2 separate regions of the Homo sapiens genome follow, and region 2 is linked to region 1. A link is an interaction called in ENCODE POLR2A ChIA-PET data of the cell type or tissue named here. Cell type or tissue: IMR-90. All regions are shown on one strand. Region 1 has its middle 11 kb from the start of LINC01999. Region 2 overlaps PPM1D (protein phosphatase, Mg2+/Mn2+ dependent 1D).

Evidence for each region. Peaks named below come from ENCODE experiments on the same cell type or tissue, not always from the same donor. Only the 100,000 strongest peaks of a DNase experiment are listed, where the experiment ranks them.
Region 2: POLR2A ChIA-PET joins it to region 1 with 9 read pairs; 12 of 35 experiments call an interaction of 5 or more read pairs at or near these places.

The regions. Positions count from the first base shown.
Region 1 is chr17:60,551,537-60,556,536 of GRCh38, forward strand. No RefSeq gene overlaps it. Among named protein-coding and RNA genes, the nearest start is that of LINC01999, 11 kb to the right of the region's middle. In IMR-90, no CTCF peak of the experiment used is centred here; a DNase peak (open chromatin) is centred at 3,075.
Region 2 is chr17:60,614,641-60,619,640 of GRCh38, forward strand. All of the region lies in intron 1 of PPM1D (protein phosphatase, Mg2+/Mn2+ dependent 1D), which reads left to right. Among named protein-coding and RNA genes, the nearest start is that of PPM1D, 17 kb to the left of the region's middle. In IMR-90, no CTCF peak of the experiment used is centred here; a DNase peak (open chromatin) is centred at 4,581; H3K27ac peaks cover 68 bases.

The DNA of each region.
Region 1 (5,000 bases):
CCGCCTGGCCAGCCGTGCCGTCCGGAAGGGAGGTGGGGGGGTCAGCCCCCTGCCCGGCCAGCCGCCCCGTCCGGGAGGTGAGGGGCGCCTCTGCCCGGCCGCCCCTACTGGGAAGTGAGGAGCCCCTCAGCCCGGCCAGCCACCCCGTCCTGGAGGGAGATGGGGGGGTCAGCCCCCCCACCCGGCCAGCCGCCCCGTCCGGGAGGGAGGTGGGGGGGTCAGCCCCCCGCCTGGCCAGCCACCCTGTCCGGGAGGGAGGTGGGGGGGTCAGCCCTCCGCCCGGCCAGCCGCCCCGTCTGGGAGGTGAGGGGCGCCTCTGCCCAGCCGCCCCTACTGGGAAGTGAGGAGCCCCTCTGCCCGGCCAGCTGCCCCGTCCGGGAGGGAGGTTGGGGGGTCAGCCCCCCGCCCGGCCAGCCGCCCTGTCCGGGAGGGAGGTGGGGGGGTCAGCCCTCCGCCCGGCCAGCCGCCCCGTCTGGGAGGTGAGGGGCGCCTCTGCCCAGCCGCCCCTACTGGGAAGTGAGGAGCCCCTCTGCCCGGCCAGCCGCCCCGTCCTGGAGGGAGGTGGGGGTGTCGGCCCCCCGCCCGGCCAGCCGCCCCGTCCGGGAGGGAGGTGGGGGTGTCGGCCCCCCGCCCGGCCAGCCGCCCCGTCCGGGAGGGAGGTGGGGGTGTTGGCCCCCCGCCCGGCCAGCCGCCCCGTCCGGGAGGGAGGTGGGGGGGGTCAGCCCCCCTGCCCGGCCAGCCGCCCCGTCTGGGAGGTGAGGGGCGCCTCTGCCCGGCCGCCCCTACTGGGAAGTGAGGAGCCCCTCTGCCCGGCCACCACCCCGTCTGGGAGGTGTGCCCAACGGCTCATTGAGAACGGGCCATGATGACAATGGTGGCTTTGTGGAATAGAAAGGCGGGAAAGGTGGGGAAAGGATTGAGAAATTGGATGGTTGCCGTGTCTGTGTAGAAGGAGGTAGACATGGGAGACTTTTCATTTTGTTCTGCACTAAGAAAAATTCCTCTGCCTTGGGATCCTGTTGATCTGTGACCTTGCCCCCAACCCTGTGCTCTCTGAAACATGTGCTGTGTCCACTCAGGGTTAAATGGATTAAGGGCGGTGCAAGATGTGCTTTGTTAAACAGATGCTTGAAGGCAGCATGCTCGTTAAGAGTCATCACCAATCCCTAATCTCAAGTAATCAGGGACACAAACACTGCGGAAGGCCGCAGGGTCCTCTGCCTAGGAAAACCAGAGACCTTTGTTCACTTGTTTATCTGCTGACCTTCCCTCCACTATTGTCCCATGACCCTGCCAAATCCCCCTCTGTGAGAAACACCCAAAAATTATCAATAAAAAAACAAATTAAAAAAAAAATTTTTTTTTCATGAAGTAATGTGCAATTGCTGTAAAGATTTCCAATAACATTGAGGCATTATAGTGGACATCTTTTATTTTTGCTCATCTAGTATCTATTCTTTCTTCTGGTAACACCACCTGATTTCCCTTTGGGGAGCTATCTCTCTTCCAATTTCCATTCATGTGTTTCAGATGGGACTGAGCCCACCTCTCAGCTCCAGAGACTGGCCAAGAGCCAGGCATGGCCAGGGTGATGATGAACCTGGCAAGGCTAATGGGAATCAATTCTGGAACTTTAGTTAAAACTACTGGGAAAGAGAGGTTCCCTTTCTCTACTGTGACTCACACCTGACAAATAGAATATGGTGGAAGTGATGCTGTGTTACTTCCAAGGACATAGCTTCCACTCAGTACCCTCTTTCTTGAATCACTCACTCTGGGGGAAGGCAGCCACCATATTGTGAGGCCACCCAAGCAGCCTTGAGGAGAGGACCTTGTGAAGAACAACTAGGGCATCAGCCATGTGAGTGAACCACTTTGGGGTTTTTCATTTGTTTGTTTGTTTGTTTTGAAACAGGGTCTCACTCTGTCACTCAAGCTGGAGTGCAGTGGCATGATCTCCACTCACTGCAACCTCCACCTCCCAGGCTCAGGTGATCCTCTCACCTCAGCCTTCTGAGTAGCCAGGACAGGTGCACACCACCACATCTGGCTAGTTTTTGCATTTTTTGTAGAAACAGGGTTTTGCCATGTTGCCCAGGCTGGTCTCAAACTCCTGGGCTCAAGCAATCCACCTGCCTCAGCCTCCCAAAGTGCTGAGATTACAGGCATGAGCCACTGTGCCTGGCTGGAGTTAGCCACTTTGACAGTGGATACTCCAGCCTCAGTCAAGCCTTCAGATGACATCTTTATTGCATCCTCATGAGTGATCCTGAGCCAGAACTGCTCAGCTAATCTGTTCCTGACCACAGAAACTTTGAGAGATAATAAATGTTTGTTGTTGTTTTAAGCCACTAAGTTTTTTGTTTGTTTGTTTGTTTGTTTTTGAGATAGAGTCTCACCCTATCGCCCAGGCTGGAGTGCAGTGGCACGATCTCAACTCACTAAAACTTCCACCTCCCGGACTTAAGCAATCCTCCCAACTCAGCCTCCCAAGTAGCTAGGACTACAGGAGTGCGCCACCATGCCGAGCTAATTTTTGTATTTTTAGTAGAGACAGAGTTTCACCATGTTGGTCAGGCTGATCTTGAACTCCTGACTTCAGGTGATCTGCCTGCCTTGGCCTCTCAAAATGCTGACATTACGGGCATGAGCCACCATGCTCAGCCATAAGCCACTAAGTGTTTAGATAATTTGTTATGTGGCAAGAGATAACTAATACAAGATTAGTTTAGGAATCCAAACCTAAGCCTATCAGCATGTGGCATTCCCCTGTGAACTTTGCTGGTTCAAGAATAGGTATGTTATGAAATTGTCCTAATTAGACCCAGGGACAGACTTATAAACAGCTGGGTGAATAGCTCTCTTCTACTACCCATAAACATGAAAACCTATGTTCAAAGTGTGGCTGGCAGCCATCATTATAAATAAAGCCCTCATTAGTGCACTTGATGAGTCTTAAGAAAGAAAGTGGCTGGGTGTGGTGGCTAATTCCTGTAATCTCAGCACTTGGGAAGGCCATGGCAGGCAGATGGCTTGAGGCCAGGAGTTTGAAATCAGCCTGTGAAACATGGGGAAACCTTGTCTCCACAAAAAATACAAAAATGAGCTGGGCATAGTGCCACATGCCTGTGGTAGCAGCTACTCAGGAGGCTGAGGTAAGAGGATCGCTTGAGCCTGGGAGGTCAAGGCTGCAGCAAGCCGTGATTGCACCACTGCACTCCAGCCTGGGCAACAGAGCAAGACCCTGTCTCCAAAAAAATAAAAGCCAACTTTAGGGTGAATATAATATTGTAGATAGCAAATCAGATGGACCTAATAAATTGCGTCCTTGGTGAAATTATTGAGCTACTGAAATAAATAACCATAAACCCCTCCTTAACTTTAACCTTCTAGTTATATGAGCCAATACAGTTCCTTATCATCTTAGCCACAATAGCCTTCTTTATGTTAGCATTTGCTTTAATAGAAACACTTCCCAGTATTATCAAACTCTTTTAGTAATGTTGTTTTAGGTATATCTTATGTAAATTGTAAATGGCTGGGATTTTTTTCTTTTCTCAACATGACTTTGACTTTGGGAGAATTTACTACATGATCATAGCTCACTGAAGCCTCTGACTCCTAAGCTCAAAGGATCCTTCCCACCTTGGCTTCCTGAGTAGCTGGGACTACAGGTGTGCACCACCACACATGGCTGATCCAACGTTTTGAAATCTGGATCTTTTACATAGAAATTAAGTTGTGTATCCACACTTTAAAAATTAGAGGATCTATAATGTGAGGCCCCTTAATCTCACATCACTGAGTGGTGGCTGGCCCCTTTAGATGGGGTATGTACCCGCTGGTTCACCACAGTGCCCCCCATTCTATGTTATTTTTCCAAAGTGGAGAGAATTTTAGTTTATATTTATGGTCTCTCCTTGCACTATTTTTTTCTTATGGTAGAATATCTGTTTCCATGACTCTATTACTTTTATTGAAGACCAAGAGAGCCATATTTCAAGAAATAAAAGTAAAAATATCCATTTCCACATTACCCTTCTGGCCCCTGTGGTCATTTGGGTTTGCATTTTCTGTTTTAATTCTTTTTCTCTTTTACAATTGGTTACCTATAAATTGTTAACAATTATGTTATGGGTCACTGGTTTCTTTCTTTTTTTTTTTTTTTTTTACTTTTTTTCTTTTTCTTTTTCTTTTTTTTTTCTTTTTTTGAGACAGGATGAGGCTCTGTCACTCAGGCTGGAGTACAGTGGGGTGATCACAGCTCACTGCAACCTCCACCTCCTGGGCACAGGTGATCCTTCTACCTCAGCCTCCCTAGTAGCTGGAACTTCAGGCACATGTCACCACACCCAGCTAATGTTTGTATTTTTTGTAGTGACAGAGTTTCGCCATGTTGCCCAGGCTGGTCTCAAACTCCTGGGCTCAAGTGATCCTCCTGCCTCCGCCTTCCAAAGTGCTGGGATTATAGGCGTGAGCCACCACGCTCTGCCCAATATTTTTAATGACCATCAGGAAACAGTAGCTATAATTTTGCTCCCCTATAATTTTACTTGCTACAGAAAATCTTTAGCAAGATTTTCTTTCTCCTCTGCCTTATAACTCACTTCCACTTTTGTTGTGATTTAGTTCAACATTGTTATTCATCTTTCTTATTAAGTCTCTTCTAAGAATCTTTTCTGACAAATTGCACTAAACATCAAAACCACTATCAACAACTATTTAATCTATACAGCTGTAAACATTGTCAGTTTCTTTACTCATCACTGTTTCTTTTTCTTTTCTTTTTTTTTTTTTTTTTTTGAGACAGAGTCTTGCTCTTGTCACCCAGGCTGGAGTGCAATGGTGTGGTCTTGGCTCACTGCAACCTCCACCTCCCGGGTTCAAGCAATTCTCCTGCCTCAGCCTCCTGAGTAGCTGGGATTACAGGCACTCGCCACCATGCCCGGCTAATTTTTGTATTTTTAGTAAAGACAGTGTTGTGCCATGTTGGCCAGGCT
Region 2 (5,000 bases), 63 kb after region 1:
CTCACTGGGTCCACACTGTCTTTATGAGCTGTAACACTCACTGCGAAGGTCTGCAGCTTCACTCCTGAAGCCAGGGAGACCACCAACCCACCAGAAGGAACGAACAACTCCAGACGCGCAGCATTAAAAGCTGTAACACTCACCGGGAAAGTCTGCAGCTTCATTCCTGAAGCCAGCGAGACCACGAACCCACCAGAAGGAAGAAACTCCGAACACATCCGAACATCAGAAGGAACAAATTCTGGACACACTGCCTTTAAGAACTGTAACACTCGTGGCAAGGGTCTGCGGTTTCATTCTTGAAGTCAGTGAGACCAAGAACCCACCAATTCTGGACACATTACTACCTTTGTAACCTTCAGTAAAACTATTTGCACCAGGGTATCCTTACCTATAAAATAGAGATGTTATAACAATTTATTGGTTTTTGCCTTTATGACATGCATATTTTCTTGCTTAAGAAAATTTTCCTTAGGCTGGGTGTGGTGGCTCACACCTCTAATCCCAACACTTTGGGAGGCTGAGGTGGGCAGATTGCTCGAGCCCAGGAATTCAAGACCAGCCTGGGCAACATAGTGGAACCCCCTCTGTACAAAAAATACAAAAATTAGCTGGGCGTGGTGGCGTGCACCTGTAGCCAGCCCAGGCAAACCCAGCTGCTTGGGAGGCCCAGGTGGGAGGATCGCTTGAGCCGAGGAGGCAGAGGTTGTGGTGAGCCAAGATCATGCCACTGCATTGCAGCCCGGGTGACAGAGTGAGACTCTGTCTGAGGAAAAAATGAAAAGAATACTTAAGTGAGAGTTAGTATACTAGATGGTGCTGTCTTTTAATGCACTTCTCGTTTTATGTCATTAAAAAAATTAAAATATAAAGTAGGAAATAAATACTATAGTTAAGGAAGACAACATAAAAATACCAGTTGCTTAATATATAAATTTAGTGCAGTTTCAATCAGAATCTCAAGAAGGTTTTTTAATTTTGCAAGTTGCTACTAAAGTTCCTTTGGAAAAGTATGTGGGAGAATTTTCTTTTTACTTTTTTTTTTTTTTTTTTGGGTAGAGATAGGGTCTTACTATGTTGCACAGACTGGTCTTGAACTCCTGGGCTGAAGCTATCCCCTCCTGCCTTGGCCTGCCAAAGTGCTGGGATTACAGATGTAAGCCACCGCGCCTGCACCTCCCTCCCCCTTTTTTAAGCGACAGGATCTCTGTGTTGTCCAGGCTGGAGTATAGTAGCTATTCACGGGTTCAATCACAGTGCACTATAGCTTCTAACTCCTGGGCTCAAGCATCCTCCTGCCTCAGCCTCACAAGTAGCTGGGACTGCAGGCATGAGTGACTGCACCCAGCTATGTAAGATTAATTTTTTTGTTTTTGTTTTTTTTGGAGGCAGAGTCTTGCTGTCACCCAGGCTGAAGTGCAATGGCATGATCTCGGCTCACTGCAGCTTCTGCCTCCCAAGCTCAAGTGATTCTTGAGCCTCAGCCTCCTGTAACTGGGGTTATGGGTGTGGTGGCACACAACTGTAATCCCAGCTACTCTGGAAGCTGAGGCACAAGAATTGCTTTAACCTGGGTGGCGGAGGTTGCAGTGAGCTGAGATTGAGCCACTGTACTGTAGCCTGGGCGACAGAGCAAGGCTCTGTCTCAAAAAAAAAAAAAAAGGAAAACTAAAAAGAAAAGAAAAAGGCCAGGTTCAGTGGCTCATGCCTGTAATCCCAGCACTTTGGGAGGCCGAGGCGGCAGATTACTGAAGGTCAAGAGTTCGAGACCAGCCTGGCGAACATGGTGAAATCCCGTCTCTACTAAAAATACAAAAATATTAGCCTGGTGTGGTGGCACATACCTATAATCCCAGCTACTCGGGAGGCTGAGACAGGAGAATCTCTTGAACCCAGGAGGCAGAGGTTGCAGTGAGCCAAGATCACGCCTCTGCACTCCGGCCTGGGTGACAGAGTGAGACTGTCTCAAAAAAAGAAAAAGAATTGAGGGATACTTAAACTACCAATTATTAAAAAGTACTATAAATAGATTAGTAGGATGAGTTTAGAAATAGATCTAAGGCAAAATGTAGCATATAATAAAGGTGACATTTCAGATGAATAGGGAAAGTATGAATTAGTCATTTTTAGGTCATTGCAAAATATCTCTTTGTTCATGTTAGGCTTTTGACCAAAAGTGTGATTTAAATAATATTGCATCTAAGGATATTTATTTTTAGCTCGTTTTTTCACTTGCCATTTTGTTTTAGGTGATTTTTGTGAATGGCTGAATTATTTGTATACTGTAGGTAAATTTTGTTTTGTTTTCTTTCTTTTACTCTTTAGGAGACTGAGTCTTGCTCTGTCGCCCAGGCTGGAGTGCAGTGGCACGATTATAGCTCACTGCAGCCTTGAACTCCTGAGCTCAAGTGATCCTCCTGCCTCCTCCTCTGAAGAAGTTAGAACTAACAGATGCATGCCACTAAACCTGGTTAATTAAAAAAAAAAATTTTTTTTTTTTTTTTGTAGAGACAGAATGTGGCTGTGTTCCCCAAGCTGGTCTCCTGGCCTCAAGTGGTCCTCCTGCCTTGGCCTCCCAAAGCACTGTGAATGTAGGCATGAGCCACTGTACCCTGCCAAATTTTGTGTTTTGAATGTGCTGTAGAACTTCTGAGAGTTCGCCTCATTTATTCATTCACATTTATTGTAGTAGAAGTTTTTTTTTTGTTTGTTTGTTTTTTAATTTACTTCAGTTTGTTTAAAAAGAAAGAGGATAGCCAGGCACAGTAGCACATGCTTATAGTCCCAGCTGCTTGGGAGGCTGAGGCAGGAGGATTGCCTGAGCCCAGGAGGTCAAGGTTGTAGTATGTGATGATCACACCTGTGAATTAGCCTGCACTCCAGCCTGGGCAACATATTGAGACCCTGTTGTTAAAAAAAAAAAAAAATAGAAGAAAGGGTTTTATCAAAAGCTAGTAAACACCCCAAATAATTGAAAGGGCTGAAGAAACATACAGTATACTCTAGGCTGAGCTTCCATGAAATAACTTCTGCAACCAGATTGCAAACTGGATGGGCTATGAAGCTGTCCTTGCTGTGATTTCTGCCGGCAAAATTGATACCTTTTCTCTGCTTTTTTTTTATTTTAAATATTGCAAAATAAGCATATGTATAGAAAAGGTCATAAAACATAAATGTACACTTCAATGAATAATTATAAACTGAACACCATCCAGTTAGGAAAGAACATTGTCTGCACTGCAGATATCTGTATGTCCTTTCTGATTTCATATTTCTATCTCCCCCTAAAAAACTACCTTCCTGACTTTCATCATGAGAGTTCTGTAATGGTTTACTTGTTTTTCTTAATAGTTTCACCACTTTTCTCTAAACATGATGGTTGTTTTTGAAGAAAGTCATGCTCTATGTGTTCTTTTATCATGTGCTGCTTGTGAGATTCTTGTGTGCTTTATGTAGTATTGTCCATTTTCATGTTGAACAACTTGGGCTGTTGCCCATTTGTAGCCCTTATTATTGTTTTAGAGACAGGGTCTTGCTGTATTTCCCAGGCTGTAAACTCCTGGGCTCAAGCGATCCCCCTGCCTCACAGCCTCCTGAGCAGCTGGTACTACAGGCACATACTACCATGGTTGACTCATGTATTTGTTGTGTATGTATGTTAATTTGTGGTATATACCTAGGAGGTAGTCAAAGAGTATACATATCTTTACCTTTAATAAGTAATGCCTAAATGTTACCTGCAATGTACCAGTTTACACTTTCACAGTAGTTGATGATAGTACATGTTGCTCCATTTTCTTGACCACAGTTCGGTTGCTATTGTCGAACTTTAATTTGTGCGGTCTTGTAGTTATGCAGCACTATCTCATTGTGGTTTTAAATTAGTATTTCTCTGATAATTAAAGAAGCTGAATACCTTTGCATATTTTGTGGCTGTTTGGATTTCCTATTTTGTAAAAGGCTTGTTTAAGCTTTTTGTCCATTCTCCCATTTGGGTAGTCTGTCTCATTGATTTGATTTGTAGGAAAATTTTATATATTCTGGATGCTTTTCCTTTGGCGCGTAGGTGTGTGTATTCTGTTCTCTGTGTTGTTTTTATTCTAATAATGGTATCTTCTGAAGAATAGATTTTTTTAGTTGCTTTTAAAAAAGATGTGCAATGTGATAGATGATTTTATGTATGTATACATTGTGAAATGATTACCACAGTCAAGTTAATTAACACATCCATCACCTCACATAGTTACCTTTTTTTGGTGGTGAGAACACTCAAGATTTATTTTCAGCAAATTTCAAGTATACAAAACAGTATTATTAACTATACTCTCTGTGTTGTACATTAGATACTAAGAACTTACTCATAATGGGAAGTTTGTGCTGTTTGACCAACATCTCCCCACTTCTCCTAACCCCTAATCCCTGGCAACCGTCCTTCTACTCTTTCCTTCTGTGACTTTTTCTTTAGATTCCACGTATAAGTAAGATCACACAGTATTTGTTTTTTCTGTGTTTGGCATATTTCACTTAGCATAATGTCCTACAGGTTCATCCTTGTGTTGCACATGGCAGGATTTCCTTTTTTTTTTTTTATGGCTGAACGATATTCCATTGTGTATACATACATTTTCTTTATTTATTTATCTCTTGCTGGATACTTAGATTGTTTTCATATCTTGGATGTTTTGAATAATTCTGCAGGGAGTGTTGAGGTACATGTATCTCTCTGAGAGACTGATTTCATTTTCTTTGGATATACATTCAGAGGTGCAATTCCTGAGTCATATGGTACTTCTATTTTTAGATATATTTTTAATTCTATAATATTTTCCATAATAGCTATGCCAATTTACATTTCTATCAGCAGTGTACAAATGTTCTCCCTTCTTCACATCCTGGCCAGCACTTGTTTACTGTTATCTTTTTGATAATAGCCATCCTAATAGGTGTGAGGTTATCTCTCTCTTTATTTTTTTAATTTTTTTTTAGATGGGTCTTCTCGC